2 separate regions of the Homo sapiens genome follow, and region 1 is linked to region 2. A link is a loop called in an ENCODE intact Hi-C map of the cell type or tissue named here. Cell type or tissue: PC-3. All regions are shown on one strand. Each heading gives the region's core, and the rest is flanking DNA. Links, peaks and the distances in the headings are about the cores only.

The links. Hi-C counts contacts between places; a loop is a spot of excess contacts. Peaks named below come from ENCODE experiments on the same cell type or tissue, not always from the same donor. Only the 100,000 strongest peaks of a DNase experiment are listed, where the experiment ranks them.
Region 1: it touches region 2 in a loop (2.9-fold over the local background); 3 of 110 quality-filtered maps call a loop at or near these places.

Annotation. Positions count from the first base shown.
Region 1 is chr7:26,503,385-26,511,817 of GRCh38, reverse strand. All of the region lies in intron 4 of LINC02981 (long intergenic non-protein coding RNA 2981), which reads right to left. Among named protein-coding and RNA genes, the nearest start is that of KIAA0087, 31 kb to the left of the region's middle. RefSeq lists enhancers at 2,574-3,074, 3,075-3,575. In PC-3, for the core only: a CTCF peak has its summit at 3,987; a DNase peak (open chromatin) is centred at 2,617; H3K4me3 peaks cover 939 bases; H3K27ac peaks cover 726 bases.
Region 2 is chr7:26,559,024-26,567,456 of GRCh38, reverse strand. No RefSeq gene overlaps it. Among named protein-coding and RNA genes, the nearest start is that of LINC03095, 11 kb to the right of the region's middle. In PC-3, for the core only: a CTCF peak has its summit at 4,399 (motif pointing right); a DNase peak (open chromatin) is centred at 6,386; H3K4me3 peaks cover 1,477 bases; H3K27ac peaks cover 1,745 bases.

The sequences.
Region 1 (8,433 bases), core at 1,090-6,089, 55 kb after region 2:
GCAGCAGATTGAATATTTGTGAGTTTCATGGCACTATGTAGATAAATGGCCAGTGTCCTACCTCTCCTGGGCACTTGGGAAGGAAAAAAAAAAGGCAATAAGTAGGAATTGAATGATTCCCTCAAGGATTTTAAGGGAGCTCTTCCTCCCCTGCTGTTTCTGATTTTGACGGTGAATGTATCATTCACCTTCAAATGCCTTACATAGCAGTGAGAACATGGCCAAGATGAGGAGCTTTTCTTACATGTAACACTGTTCTATTTTATGAGAAAATTTGGTTAAGGAATTAGTGTATATATTTTGAACCCTTGATAAAAATAAAATGTGATTATTTATTCAAATTTTTTTATTACTTTTTACTGGTTTGTTATTTTTAAATCCATTTTTTGAGGTCTAACTCTACACAAATGCCTCCACTTTAAGTAGATAGTTCAATGAGTCTTGACAGCTGTGTACACCCATCATGTAACCATCATCCCAATCAAGAAACAGCCTACTACTATCACCAAAAAGCTTTCCTGTGTACTTTTGTAGTCATTCTCCCCCATCCCTAACCCCGAGACCACTGCTCTGCTTTCTGCTACCGTAGATTAGTTTTACCTTTTCTATGAGTTAATATAAATGAACTCATATTAATATTATGTGGTCTTTGGTATCTGGCTTCTTCCACTCTGCATCATGTATTTGAGATTCATCTGTTTTGCTTCAGGCATCAGCAGTCCTTTTCTTTTCACTGCTGAGTAGGAAAAGGACATCCATTGTGTGGATATCCTACAATTTGCTTCTCCACTCAATGGTTGATACACATTTGGGCAAACTGGAAACATCCAGTTTGTAATGATTATCAATAAATTCATGCATAAATTTTTGTGTGGACATATGTTTTGGTTTCTTTCAGTTAACTAACAAGAACTGTAGTGGAATTGTTGAGTAATATAGTAACAGTATATTTAACTTTATAAGAAATTACTAAACTGTTTTCCAAAGCAGTTGGACCATTTTTGTATCTCCACCAACAATGTATGAGCATTCTCATTGTTCCACATCCTCACCAACACCTTGGATTGTGAGTCTTTTTAAATTTTAACCATTCTCAAGGTATGTAGTGATACCTTGTTGTGGTTTTAATTTCTATTTCCTTGATGACTAGTGATGTTAAGCATCTTTTCATGTGCTTTTGGCCATTTATATATTTTCTTTTGTGAAGTTACTGCATTAGTCCATTCTTGCATTGCTATAAAGAACTACCTGAGACTGGGTAATTTATAAAGAAAAGAGGTTTAAGTGACTCACAGTTCCACAGGCTGTACAGGAAGCATGGCTGGGGAGGTCTCATGGAACTTAAAATCATGGCCGAAGCCAAAGGGGAAGTAGACACATTTTGCTACTTCAGAGGAGGAATAAAGAGAGAAGGGGGAGTGCTACACACTTTTCAATAACCAGATCTCACGAGAACTCACTCACTATCACAAGAACATCAAGGGCGAAATCCGCCCCCATGATCCAATCACCTCCCACCAGGCCCCTCCTCCAACATGGGGATTATAATTCGACATGAGATTTGGGCAGGGACATAAATCCAAACCATATCAGTTACTGTTCATATTTTTGTCTATTTTAAAAACTGAGTTATTTTTCCTGTTATTGAATTGTAAGAGTTCTTCATATATTCTGGATACATGCTTTTTGTCATATATATGTTTTGTGAATATCTTATTTGCCTATTCATTTTCTTATAAAGTCTTTCAAGTAATCAACATTTTTAATTTTATCAGGTTAAATTTATCTTTTTACAAAAATGATTAGTGCTTTTTGTGTCCTAGGAAAACTTTACGTAAGACAAGATCATGGAGATTTACTCCTATCTTTTCTTCTATAAGTTTTATAATTTCAACTTTTACATTTAAGTGATAGTGTGGGGTAAGAGTCAAGATTCTTTTTAAAAAAATAGATATCCAGTTGTTTCTGCACCATTTATTTAATAAAACTGTCCTTTTCCAATTGGTTTGCCTTGAAACCTTTGTCAAAACTCAATTGACCAAATATATGTTGAGTTTACTGGTTTTTAAAAAATCAAATATTAAACTTTGAATCTGATACATTTTAAAAATTAAGTTAGGCCGGGGGCGGTGGCTCACGCCTGTAATCCCAGCACTTTGGGAGGCCGAGGCGGGGGCATCACGAGGTCAGGAGATCGATACCATCCTGGCTAACACAGTGAAACCCCGTCTCTACTAAAAATACAAAAAATTAGCTGGGCGTGGTGGCCGGCGCCTGTAGTCCCAGCTACGCAGGAGGCTGAGGCAGAAGAATGGCGTGAACTCGGAAGGCAGAGCTTGCAGTGAGTCGAGATCTCGCCACTGCACTCTGGCCTGGGCGACAGAGTGAGACTACGTCTCAAAAAAAAAAAAAAAAGATTTAGTTAAATGCTATTTGAGATAGATCAACGAAGGGAGCATGTTCAGGACATTTAAAAAAGTAAAAATAACCCTGAAAAAAAACTGCCTATGTGTGTGTACACCCTTACCAGCACCCAAGCTCTCGGAGAGCTGAGGCTGTGCCTGACTTAGGCTTGTCTGCCCAGCGCCTGACATATAATAGGTTCTCAACACAGGTCACTGAATAAACAAAAGAATCAATGAATGAGGGAATGAGATCAGCTTTTTATGGGGCAGCACCAGAAAAAGAAACAGAGCTTCAGGAATATCAGTGCCTTCTTCAGAGGGGCTGTTTATTTGCATTCACCATAGTTACCAAGTGGTCCTTCCCTTCGATGAAAGAGTAACTTGGATAGAACCAGGAAGCTCTCACTGCCCTTGGGGGTGGGCAGAATCTCAGCAGAGGGGCTCCTGCATTCCTGCGTTAGTTCCCGTCTGGCTCCACTGCTTTACCTGCCTTTGCCTCCATTTTCCGAACTGTCCGTTACAGCATTTCGGTGCAGACTCACTGAGCTAATAATGCCTCCACAATCTTAGGTGTGCCAGAAAAAAATTCTCATAACTCAACTCATTTTCTATGAAAAGACGGCACAGCAGGCAGCCAGCTCACCCCACTCAGTCTGCAATGTCGCTGCCCGAGGGTCTACATTCTTGCCCAAATGGTCCATCTGGACCTGGCTGCTCTGGCTCTGAACCATGCAGGTGGCAGGAGTCTCTGTGGGGATTCCCCAGGCCACTCCCTGTCTGGGCTGTGGTACCTGCAGGCAGTCCCTCTGCCTAGGAAAGCAGGTGCACGGCCCCACCCTCGCCCTCCATCCTGTCTGCTCACATCGCCTCTCACGAAAAATTCTTTCTCATCTGAGGAGCGAAGCCTTTTCTTGTTTCTCCCAAACATTTGCCCATGACCCCACATCCTCTACACTCTATCCCATTTGTCCCCAGAGGTGATCGACACAGCTGCTTAAAAAGGAAGACAGAGTAAAGAGAAATGTCTGGGGCCAAAAGAACTACGGAGAAATGTTAACTTTTTTTTTTTTTTTTTTTTTTTTTTTGAGACGGAGTCTCGCTCTGTGACCCAGGCTGGAGTGCAGTGGTGCGATCTCCGCTCACTGCAAGCTCTGCCTTCCGGGTTCACGCCATTCTCCTGCCTCAGCCTCCTGAGTAGCTGGGACTACAGGTGCCCGCCACCACGCCCGGCTAATTTTTTTGTATTTTTAGTAGAGACAGTGTTTCACCGTGTTAGCCAGGATGGTCTCGATCTCCTGACCTCGTGATCCGCCCACCTCGGCCTCCCAAAGTGCTGGGATTACAGGCGTGAGCCACCGCGCCCGGCCGATTAACTTTATCTTAATAAGATAAAATGTCGTGAACTTGTATGTGATCAATTAATGTAAGTTATTATTATTATTATCATTATTATTATTAGAGGGGGAGCCAGAGAATGAGGAGCCCAGTTTATGATGAGAATTAGAACAAGGCTCTGCCACCATGCTGACCGCAGCAGGGGGCGCCTTCTTCCCCCTGCTGCTCAGGGAGGGAGTGCCAGCCAAGTTTCACCCATGTGACCACACTTCCATCCAAAACAATTTGAATTAATTTTGTGCATGAAATTTGGTGGGATGCAATGCCAAATGTTTAACTGAAATCAAGATGCAAACTTCCCTTCATTTACTCATTTTGTAAATGCTGTCAAAAATAAAATAAAAGCCATTAAGCTTGTCTGGCAACATTTGTCCTTTGTGCACCACGCTATTCGTCGTCACTGCCTCCCTTATCCTCTGTCTGCATGCCCCCCTCCTGCTCTCCTATATTTGTTCTGGTATATTTACAGTCCCTGGGCAGGCCCAGCACACTGTCAGCTCTACTGACTTTGCCAAGTCTAAGATCCCTTTTAGGGACTTATTTTATTTAAAGAGCACCCCATTAATGGGTTTAATGGCCTTTCAATCACTTAGTATGCATTGTCAATGAGGGAGAATCGATTTTCTGAGAATTCCTGTTCTGGGAGGAAAATAAACAGCCCTTCCTTCCCATTGCAATTTGGCCAATGAGCAGATGATGTAGAACTCAGCTCTATCCCAGACTCACAGAGCTTTTCTTGCAGCGGGCCTGCGAGTGTGCAGGCTCACCCAGCACCACACTGAGTAAAACTCACTCCTTTCTTTCTGTGTTGCTGTCTCCTTTTAAATTGTGACTTGCCAGGTTGTGGGGACACCCCGCATATGCTGCAAATGAACTTTGAATGAGCTCGACTGTTGCTCTCACAAGACTCACTTCTGGGTTTGTGCCACCCTCTTTGGTCAAGAATCAAACCATTACCCATGGAGATGTATTAGATCCTTCTGGTTCACAGTAATGGGTGGGAAAGAATGGCTGGCATTCCGAGACTCCCCCTACCTCATACACCCATCCCAGACATGAACATTTTTTGGAACACCATGGTCTTGAGTTCCAGAACCTTGAAGAAGTGATCAAACACATATCCTCTCTCTGAGGTAACCTCTAATTCCATCAATATCTGTTGATGACCTCCTCTGTAAAAGACATTATTCTTGGCACCATGAGAGATGCATTCAGGGGACACATGAAGGGTAAAGGCAGTCTCAGACAAAACACAGGGTTGTCTCCTCCAAGTTAGGATCTCTATTAGGTGGTGTTCAGCAAAACTCTCTCCCCCTCCTGTTCTTCCCACCCCTTCCCTCCTCCCCACTCTCTTCAACCCTTTCCCAATAATCCTGCACTAACCCTGCCGCCCGCCCACCATTCTCAATACCAACAGCTACATTTTATGGGCACTGACCGTGTGTCAGAGTTCCTGTCTGAGCACTTGACAAGCACGGTGGTCCTCACCACAACTCCGCAGAAGGGCTATTGTCATTGCGATCCCTATTTCACAGAGAAGGAAGCCGCATTGGAGGGAGGTCAGATCATTTACTGGAAAACCAGGTCCGTCTTACTTGACCTTTTCTCTTAAACTTTATGCTGACTTTGTCCTTTTCTTGCTCTTTTGGATGTATTTGGCTCTCCAGGGAGCCCTCACCAGCAGGTACCCACTACCCTAAGGTATGCGAAGCAAATTTGTTTATATCCAGCTATTTATAATAATAACAGTAATAGCTAGCACCTATGAAGGGCCCATCCTGTGCCAAATGCTTCATAGATTTTTTTTTTTTTTTTTTTACTTAATGCTCACAAAACCACCCCCAAGAAATGGAGAAAAGGACACCATGAGGTTAAGTGACTTGCTCAAGGTCTCACAATTATTCAGTAATAATAATGGTGAAATTGCTAGCATTGATTGAAGGCTTATATGTCAAGCACTGGGCTAAGGTTTTTATATCTATGTATTTTTAACTTCTAACAAGGTAAGTATTATTATTTAGAGCTTACAGATGAGGAAACTGAGGCTCAGAGATTTAAAGTAACTTGCCCAAGGTTATCCAGCCTGTAAGTGGTAGAGCCAGCATTTAAAACCAGGCAGGTTGATGCTTGTGCTTGTAATAACATGGACATGGTCACACCCCAAAGCCCATGTTATTCATATTGCACTGAAGCTACTTCTGTCCTCCCTCCCTTAAAGCCCCTCAGAAAATGGCCCATGAGTTTCCCCAAAGCAATAGTTGAACAGAAACCAGGGAGATTTCAGGTTTTGCAGCAGGGCTGTCTCTTAACAAGCTCCTGCCCTGCACTGGAATTGCATTTGCATTTGTCCTTCTGCAGTAGTTTCCAATTCCCAAGCAGAACACAATTTAACTGTAAAATTTGCCTTAACTAGGCAGCTGTCTGCTGCAGTCAGGCACCAGGCTCAGGTGCGACTCCCTGTAGGCTCTCCTGAATCAGTGTGCCAGCCTCTGTAAAGCAATGTAAAGTCACCTTCGAGAAATTAGATGCCACTTGGAAGAGGCGTATGCTGCCATGCCCATTTGTTGTCAGTTTGGAACAGTGCAGGGGGTGCCAATCATGACTCAATTACTCCCAGGATTTCTATCCTGAAAGCTTCTCTGTCATTTATGAGAACTGGCACAGGGCAGACTACCAACTGTCCTGAACCAGGGCTGTTTCTTGGGACAGCGTCTTGGAGGGGAAAGGTTATAGATTTACTTGGCTTCCCTTCACCACAATGTCAAGAGGACATCAAAACAAGGGATCCCGGCTGGGCACAGTGTTCACACCTATAATCTCAACACTTTGGGAGGCCTAGGCAGGAGGATCATTTGAGGCCAGGAGTTCAAGACCAGCCTGGGCAACATAGCAAGATTCTATTAAAGTAGCATCATTGTCTAGGTTAAATACCCAAGGTTTGTTGTCTCACGCCAAGGGAATCGAGGATGCAGACACACAAGAAGTGAGTTTAAGAGCAGAGGTTTAATAGGCGAAAGAAAGAGAAAAGAGAAAAGCTCTCTCTCCTGCAGAGACAGGAGGCACCTGAGTGGGTCTTCCGGTTTTGTGGTAAAATGCACAGGGTTTTATAGATGAGCTTGAGGAGGCAGTGTCTGATTTACACAGGGCTCAAGAGATTGGTCAGACCAAGTGTGACACTTGCGTAGTGCACGAAGAGGCCAGCCATCCCACCCTAATCTTTTATTATACAGATGGGGTCTCTACCTGGCTGGTGCCATGTTGCCTGCTCCTTACTGTACACTTGGTTGACAAAGAAAAGGGAAGCTAGAGCCACCATGTTGAACATTCCTGGCCCCCAGGTAGCCTTTTCCTATTGGCAGAGCTGCCAGCATTTACTGGTGCAAGCTTCCAGCTTGCTTATCTATGTCTGCAGCTTGAGGTTACAGGCTGCTCTTTGTTAGAAAAGAAATGATTTGAGGGCTGCTAGTCATTAAAAGGAAAACATTACTGAGGACTTCCTAACCCTTTCTATCTGCCTAAACAATTTCTTTTTAACTTCTATATCACTATCTCTACCAAAAAAAAAAAAAAAGACAAAAAAAATGAGAGATCCCAACATCCCACCATCCAATAGTTTGGGGATACAAATGCTATTCAGCAAATATCATCTGAGCTTCTACTATATTTACGACATTATGCTAGGGGGTACAAAGGTCAATCAAAAGCACAATCTCATCCTGACACGACCCCACAATTTAGGCACCTTAGAAAGGTCTAACCAATGAAACTCAAAGACATCTGCTTAGAGGCTTTAATTGAAACAGAGGAAGCAGACGAGACTATTGGAAGAAAGACTATACAAAATAGGAAATAAGAGAAAAACACCCAGAAGTGAACTTCTGCAGAGACCTAAATCTGTGGGGCAGAGGAAGTGGCAAAGATGTCCTAGAAAAGGAGAAAGGGAAAAGGGTGACAGCACAAAATCCCAGGAAGTACAGGGTGACACAGGAAAGAAACATGTCCATAGTGTCCAGAGCAACAGAGACGATGATCCAGGAGAAAAGGCCGGGGACGCAGCTACAGGGAGGGCGCTGACAGCCCTCAGGCAACAGTGTTGGGAAAAGGCGACCAGCAGCTGGCCCAAGGTCAAGGAGACAGGTAGCTGGTGATAGTACTCTTTTAAAACGTTTACTAATGAAAGGAAGGAGGGGTTGAGGTCGGTAAGGTGATTGGGGAGCAGGCCTAAGGCATGTGTTTTGAAGGAAGGGGCGATCCAAACATGCTTGCAGGTCCCGGAAAGGAGAGCTGGAAGATCCAAGGGGAGCATGCGTTCCTGATAGAGCGAGACTTTAGGGCAGCAGGAGGGACCAAGGGCACAGGGAGATGAACTCACAATGGAAGTAGAGAGATTCTTCAGAGACAGGAGCTCAGAACAGGCAAAGAGCTGGAGATGGAGAAGAGGATGCGAAGGAACTTACAGCGGGTGCCCTTGACTTTGCCATAATTTCAAAAATGATCTCCAAAAGAGTGATTGTCCTGTCACCATCATGTGGGGACTGCCCTAAAACGATCGTCTTCTGAAAGATGCTAAAGGAAATGGGGAAAGAGTCACTATATCCATTTTTCATCAAGCTAATTTTCATCTTTTTCTTTC
Region 2 (8,433 bases), core at 2,157-7,156:
CTGTCCTTACCGTCACAAACTGTTAGGGGGCGGGGAACCTCCTGTAGGAATCCGTATTCTGATTTCCACTTGAAAGCTGGAAAAGATCATCCTTCTCTCACAGCCCCCACACTGCACAGGCCAATCTCCTCAGGCCTCCTTCTCCCTTCCTAGTGAACCCTTTCTTCTCCTCAGGTCTCAGCCTAGATATTATTATATTATTACCTCCTCTTGGAAGCCTTCCTTGACCAGCCTCCCAAACTTGAGTAGACAGTTGTACAGTGGGCTGCCATCCCACCCTGCCTGGGCTTGTCATTGTGTTGGAAGTCACCCATTTCCTTATCTCCACTTGATTCTTACCCCCCGTAAAGGTGGGCTCTGTGCCTGGATTTTTCATGGTTGTATCCCCAGTGTCCGGTGCAGTAACTGGCACAGAGGGGAGTGAACAATGTGATTAGTAGCTGAATAGATAGATGGATAGGTGAATGAATTAATGAAGCTAAAGCCACTATAACTGAGGTACAGGGGATGCACTCAAGATACCTAGAGAAGGATTTTGTTATTTGCCACCAGAAAAACTGTGACCAATACAGGCACTGATGTTCCAGGTGGATTCAGATGCCATCACAAAATTTTCTCCACTGATCAAAGACCCAGCCACAGAATGCACAAAACAGCTCTCAAGATCTCTGCATGCAATATCAGCACCCATGGGTCCTTGTGGCCATTTCTCAGTCCTGCCCATGAGCCACCATCATCTCTGCCTCATCTTCTGCGAGAGCCTCCCACCTGGTTGTCTCATGAGCTCCTCAACCCATTCTTCATACTGCAGCCAAAGCCATCTTTTCAGAATGTAAACCTGATGGTGCCACTCCTCTCTGATGAAATCATTCAGGGGCTTCACATTTCTGTGAAAGACCAAAATCCTAAATTTTTTTTGACCTTTACTCACAATAAGAAATACAGTTTATATTGAAACTCAGTACACTTAATGTATATTCTATAAAAGTGTCACAAGACAATACTTACCCTTTATTAACAAATACTTGCATGGCAGTTACTGATTGCAGATACTGTTCTTGGTATGCTGCGAATAGTAACTCAAAACTTCTCCAAACTGAAGACAAAGCTTTGGTGGGTAGGTTGTAAGATGACCTCCAACGGTCCTTGCCTTCTGGCATTCATGGCCTCATCCTCGTGTAATACCTTTAGTGTGGGATCTCTTCTAAAAAACAGAATATGACAGAATTGATTGAATGTTACTTTGGAGATTAGAAAGTCTGTGGATTCTGTCTTGGGTTCTCTCTCTGTCTCTCATCACTTGCCCTAGTGGAAGCAAGCTGCCATGTTGTGGGCAACCCTGTGGAGACGCCATGTGGTGTGGTGGACCCTGAAGCCCTGAGTGCAACAGCCTGCAAGGAGCTGAGGCCCGCCAGCAACTATGTAAGTGAGCGTGGAGGTAAAACTTTTGGCAGTAGTTGAGCCTTATAAGGTGACTGCTGTCCTGGCCAACTGTAGCCCTTGAGAGTACTTCACGGAGACCTGGAGCCAGATGCACTCAACTACGTCACTCCTGGTCCCCTGTCCCATGGAAAATGTGACATAATACATGTTTATTGTTTTCAGTAGCCAAGTTTGGGGTAATTTGTTATACAGCAATAGACTACACTCTAGTGTAGCAATAGACTACACTCGAGTGGCACCTCCAAGGTGCCAAGCTCTGTGCTAAGCACATTCATTCAGCTGAATCCTCATAGCCCTGCAAGGTGGGTAGCATTATGTCCACTGTACAGGCAAAGGAAATGCACTATACCGGGAGTGACGCCAGTATGTAACTCACTCTCTCCTCTCCTCCAACGCTGTTTCCTTTGATTGTGGTTGCAGGAAAGTCAGGAACACTGACTCTATTTAAAGTTAAGATGACTGACCCACGCTTCTCTCCCATCAGAGCTTCTCCCTGCCCATCTGCTAGTTGCTCTCAGGTACTAGGCAGCCATCAACAATTCCTGCTGGGCATCCTCAATAGCAAATATTGCCACCATCCTCAGTGTGCAGGTCAAGCCACAGCTGGTCAGTCTCCATGCACCAAGGGTCAGCTTTCCACACTCAAGCCCGTCACCTAGAGAGAAAGCCCTGGGCCCAAAATCCTCCGTGGAGCACATCATGCCCAGGTTGGCATCGGGGTCATAATGCCTGTGAGGTCAGGGACCTCAACAATGAATGCTTCTTGTCTTCCTCAAATCCAGTCCAAACACAAGTTTAATGTTTCAGTGTTTGAAAGCCTGCATCCTTAACTAAAGCAGAAAATAGCCAAGCAAAAGGCCCACTAAGAGGTTTGGGTTTTTTGGTTTTTGTTTTTAGTTGTTTTTTTTTTTTTGGCAAAAAGATTTCTTTATCAGAGATCATTTAGAAGAAAATACAGGATAATTAAGTCACACTGGGTTGCAAGTCACAAAGCAAAATATATTTCATTTCCAATAGGTTTTTTAATGTCATAATTAGTATTTATTTATTTATTTATTTTACTTTAAGTTCCAGGATACATGTGCAGAACGTGCAGGTTTGTTACATAGGTATACACGTGCCATGGTAGTTTGCTGTACCTATTGATCCATCCTCTAGTTTTCCTCCCCTCACCCCCAACTCCCCAGCAGGCCCTGGTGTGTGATGTTCCCCTTCTTGTGTTCATGTGTTCTCATTGCTCAACTCCCACTTATGAATGAGAAAATGCAGTGTTTGGTTTTCTGTTCCTGTGTTAGTTTGCTGAGGATGATAGCTTCCAGCTTCATCCATGTCCCTGCAAAGGACATGATCTCATTCCTTTTTATGGCTGTGTAGTATTCCATGGTGTATACTTACCACATTTTCTTTATCCAGTCTATCATCAATGGGCATTTGGGTTGGTTCCATGACTTTGCTGTTGCAAACAGTGCTGCAATAAACACAAGTGTCCATGTGCCTTTATAGTAGAAAGATTTATATTCCTTTGGGTATATACCCAGTAATGGGATTGCTGGGCTAAATGGTATTTCTGGTTCTAGATCCTTGAGGAATCACCATACTGTCTTCCACAATGCTTGAACTAATTTACATTCCTACCAACAGGAACTAATCTACATTACTACCAAAGCATTCCTATTTCTCCAAAGCCTCACCAGCATCTATTGTTTCTTGACTTTTTAATAATTGCCATTCTGACTGACGTGAAATGGTATCTCATTGTGGTTTTGATTTGCATTTCTCTAATGGTCAGTGATGTTGAGCTTTTTTTCATGTTTTTTGGCTGCATAAATGTCTTCTTTTGAGAAGTGTCTGTCCATATCCTTTGCCCACTTTTTGATGTTTTTTTTCTTGTAAATTTGTTTAACTTCCTTGCATACTCTGGATATTAGACCTTTTTCAGATGAGCAGATTGCAAAAAATTCCTCCCTAACTCATTTTATGAAGCCAGCATCATCCTGTTACCAAAACTGGGAAGAGACACAACAAAAAAAAGAAAACTTCAGGCCAGTATCACTGAAGAACATCGAGGTGAACATCCTCAATAAAATACTGGCAAACTGAATCCAGCAGCACATCAAAAAACTTATCCACTGCAATCAAGTTGGCTTCATCCCTTGGATGCAAGGTTGGTTCAACATATGCAAATCAATAAACGTAATCCATTACATAAAGAGTTTTAAAATGTGTTTCCTTGGCGTCCTATTAAATTCTTTTTCAGGTACATCTTATCATTGACATTTTGGCTTTTAAAATTAGCTATATGGGTCCAATATATGTCCCACTAACATTTGAGCTGAATTGGACTCAGAGCTGGGTAATGGAGAAGCACTGAGTCTGTGAAATCTTTCATCCTCAGTTTCTTGGACAGCTCCTCAGAACTTTAGGGCTGGTCTCCAACAGTTCCCTAATGCATACAGATTTTTTTTCTAAATAGGGAAATACAATTTTCTTTTACTAAATGCTAAAAGGGTACAATCCCTATGATTTTGCTCATGTTTGAAGTCTGTGTGGTGACACCTTGCAAGATTAATAATCTTCTGAAATAATTAGCAAATTAGCTATTTCCTTTTGTCTTTCTCTTGAGGTTAAAAAAAGGTTCAACCTGATAAAGTTTCTTATTCCAGTGTAGGAAGGTGTGTGCTTGCCAATAGCACCCTCTTATTGCACCAGTGCTTCTTAGGTTTTTGTGTGCTTTCTCTTCAGCTGGGGAACAGACTGAAACACACTTCTATAGATCCAGGAGGTTTAGAGAAAGGTTCAGGTATCTATTTTTTAATCAAATCCCCAGAAGATTATAATGTACCCCATTTAAGAACCAGGGCATCTTCTTCTCAAATTACCCATGCCTTCCTCCTCGGTGAGGTAAGGAGGGGCAGGAGGACCAGGGGCTGGCACACCAGGTGGGCTCTCCAGGGCTAGGCGGGTGGGTGATGATCATCCATGCCTACAGGGGGCGCTATACTAGAGGAGGGGGCAGAACAACAAGTTGAGTCTGCAGCTCAAGTTCATCAAACTGAAAAGAAACTGCCCAACATATTGTCAACACCAAAGGGCCCATGACTAGAAAGCCAGGAACCCAACAGGAAGCTGAAAAGCAAATGCAGAGGAAGGGCCAGGGCCATTGGGAAGATCAATATTGTCTTTACTTGCAGATGGAGGTTGGAGCATGGGCGGGGAAGTTGCACCTTAAGCACCAGCATTGTCTAACAATTGGAACAGATGCAATGAATCTGCAGTTTTGCCAGTGATATTCCAGGAACGTTTGACTGAGAGAGAGGTCTTTGGCATATTAGACAAAGGTCTAATATCCACACCTGGCTGTGGAAACATAACCACTAGATGTGCCGTTAGGCTGGCCAGCTCCTAAAGAGGTAAGTGCCGTGTGGTGGCAAGACCTCAGAGCCAGAAAACAGAAGACCGAGGTTGGAATCCTGACTCTGCCATCACCACTGTGTGACTTGGACAGATCAAAGTCATCTGGAAAAAGTAGTCTTCTCGAGATGCCATTTCCTCAAGTATAGATGGGAATAGTGCCTACTTCACAGGTTTGTTGTGAGAATGAGGAAAATGACTAACACTACGTTGGCATTTGGTCACTTTCGTTAAGCTTGAGAATAGAGTTTTTGTGCTTTTATTTTTTTTATCTTTGCGATCCATACAGCAGAGTGCTTTACACATGGTGAGTACTCAAAAAATATCTGTCGAATGAACAGATTCCTAAAAATAATAAAAACAATGTAGTCCAAGTGATGTGATCCATTGATAGATAAACCAGAGGCTTACTCTGTCTGAAACCTAGCCATGCTCAGTCCTGGTGAGATTTTCAAAGCAAATGGAAAAGTAAGGGTGATGAGGGCATAAAGACTATTTAATGAACAAATGAATGAATAAATAAATACATGAATGAATAATTGGGACTAAACTAGTGCGTGGCTATTTGAGCACAAGGTACTAAATATCCACATGAAAAATGGTGCCAAGTATTTGATATGTGCTATTAAAAATTCAAGTATTTTAGTTATGTTCAAATGCATATCTGGATATCTGGGTTAGGTAAGCCAAATAACTGATAATTGACTGCATTTTTCGCTTTTAATTGAGTCTGTTGGAGGGTCATGCAGACTGAGACACTCTTGAAAGCACAACGGAAGGGAAATGCAAGGGGAAGCCACGCCCTTAGGTGGCCTTGGACTCATGAGCCCAGGTTGCCAACAGAACTTCAAAGTCACAGTAGCCATTGCAGATTCACAGAGAAGGAATTACTTTTTGATTCCATCGTAATAAAATAGGGTTCGAAGTTTTCCAAGACCTTTATCTCATAGTTTTTAATTAATGAGAATTGCATTATCTCTTAGGTTAAGTATATAATCTGCTCTGAGCTATAAAGTCCAGCTGGCAGCCAGTTATATTTGAATCTGTTCAATGAAATTTCCTAATAAAATAACTGATCAATAAATATTTGTATTGTATATGCTCTGCACTAACACGTGGTGACATAAATGCCTAGTGAGAGGTGCGTGTATGTTTATGTACATTAAACTGACAGATTTATAACCTATCAGTTTTCAATATTTTCTGAACCTTTGAAGGAAAATCCCTTGTTCAGCTTAGGTTTCTGTTATTCAAATTTACATCCAGATTTTAGTCGCCAAATGTAAGTTAGTTACCTACCACTAAGCATTTTACAGGCAGATTTTATGGAGTTGCACTAAACTGAGCATTGCAAATCTATGGTTTGCCAATTTCCTGCTTTTTTATAATATAGTAACTGCAGAATAGTAAAATAAAAGAGGCAAGAATTTCTCACTCACCTCAATCCGTGGACTGAATGCAGCAATTCAATAAGTGCAAGAGTTCTACAAGCGTCTCGACTCAGTCTTAACATTTCTCCCCACACTATGCTACTTTTGTGCAATGTTTTTCTCTAACCCCAGGAAGGGAGGATTAAGTAAATAATGAATAAGCATGTCTCATTGAAGCGATTTTGACATTTCATCTAAGTTTACATGTTAATTAAGATAAGATTGTTCTAGTCCCCCAAAAGGATTTTCTGTTTTCCTTTGAGCAACTAGACTGAAATATAGTATAAAAGTGTATGAACACTCTCTTAAATGCACAGATTTAACCCTGCTGTTTTGCTCCTAATCATTATTAATTGCCTCCAGTGGTGGACATTAATTTCCCTATTGCAGCAACATGCATCTTGAGCTTGGGCATATCCTAATACATCAAATGGGACAGGTGATATAATTCAGCTGGTCACAGCTGGAAAGGAGACAGCCACCCACATGCAGGCAGTCTGTCAACCTTAGTTACACTGCAGACACCACCACAGCCTCTGAAACAACATTGTACATTTATCTCTGGGGATAACTTTACAAGAAGTATGGCTGCTTGGTTCATCCTATTTAATCTGTTATTGTCTTAGTAGCTACAAGAACGAAACAGTGGAAACTCAAAATTCTGAATTTGTTTGAAGCCATTGAAGAGGCAAAAAGTGGAGACATATGGTTGGGCTCATGGTGCAGATAAACTGTTAAGTACTGGGTTCAGAGTGGATTATATTTTAATATAGATGTCACTGAAAGATTTAGAGTGAGCTGCTGATAATGTTAGCTGGGATGTGACTTCAGGGTCCTGCCTTGTTCTGTGGGTGTTTAGGTAGATCCTTGACAAGTTGCCCAGAGTGCCTCATGTTTACATATGGCTCTGGCTCTTGGGAACAAAGTTATTAGCTTTGTTTTCCTTGGAAATTAGTGCAATGCTGCTTAGTAGTGATACAGAAAACAGAGGTAGGATGGTGTTAGCATCCTTGATTGCATGGTTGAGAAAAGTGAGACGTTGATGGGGTTGTGTCAGGTTAGGAGTCAACCTCAAAGCTATGACTTGAACTCAATTCCTTCATCTTGGCCTCTGGGCCTGGCTCTACCTTGCAGAGGTACTTCCACTTCCTCTACAGGACTGGTTCTAGGTTAGGAAAATTCATATCAAAACCACAGTGAGATATCACCTCACACCCATTAGGATGACTATGACCCAAAAACCAAAAAATTGCTAGTGTCAGCAAGGGTGTGGGGAAATTGGAGCCCTTGAGCACTGTTGGTGGGAATGTAAAATGGTGTAGCTATTATGGAAAACAGTGGGTGGTTACTCAAAAATTAAAAATTAAAATTACTTTAAATTCATTTACCAAATGATTCTATAGATTCTATGATTCTATTACCATATGATTCAGCAATTTCACTTCATGAGTATGCATCCAAAAGAATTGAAACCAGGGTCTCAAGGAGATATTTGCACACACACATGTTCATACCAGCACTCTTCACTGTAACCAAAAGGTGGAAGCCCAACCCAAATCCATCGATGGATGAATAAACAAAATGTGGTATCTCCATTTAATATGGTTTGGCTGTGTCCCCACTCAAATCTCATCTTGAATTGTAGCCACCATAATTCTCAAGTGTCATGGGAGGGACCTGGTGGGAGGTAATTGAATCATGGGAGCAGGTCTTTCCCATACTGGTCTCATAATAGTAAATAAGTCTCACAAGATCTGATGGTTTTATAAAGGGGAGATCCCCTGCACACACTCTCTTGCCTGCCGCCATGTAAGACGTGACTTTGCTCCTCATTTGCCTTCTGCCACAATGGTGAGGACTCTGGAACTGTGAGTCCATTTAACCTCTTTCCTTTATAAATTACCCAGTCTTGGGTATGTCTTTATTAGCAGCATGAGAATGGACTAATATGCCATTCAATGGAATATATTCAGCCTTAAAAAGGAAAGAAATTCTGAGACATGCTTCAACATGAATGAAACTTGAGGACATTATGCTAAGTGAAATAAGCTAGACAAGAAAGACATATACAGTATGATTCCACTTATATGAGGTATCTAGAGTAATCGAACTCATTAAAAACAGAAGCAGAGTGGTGGTTGCCAGAAAC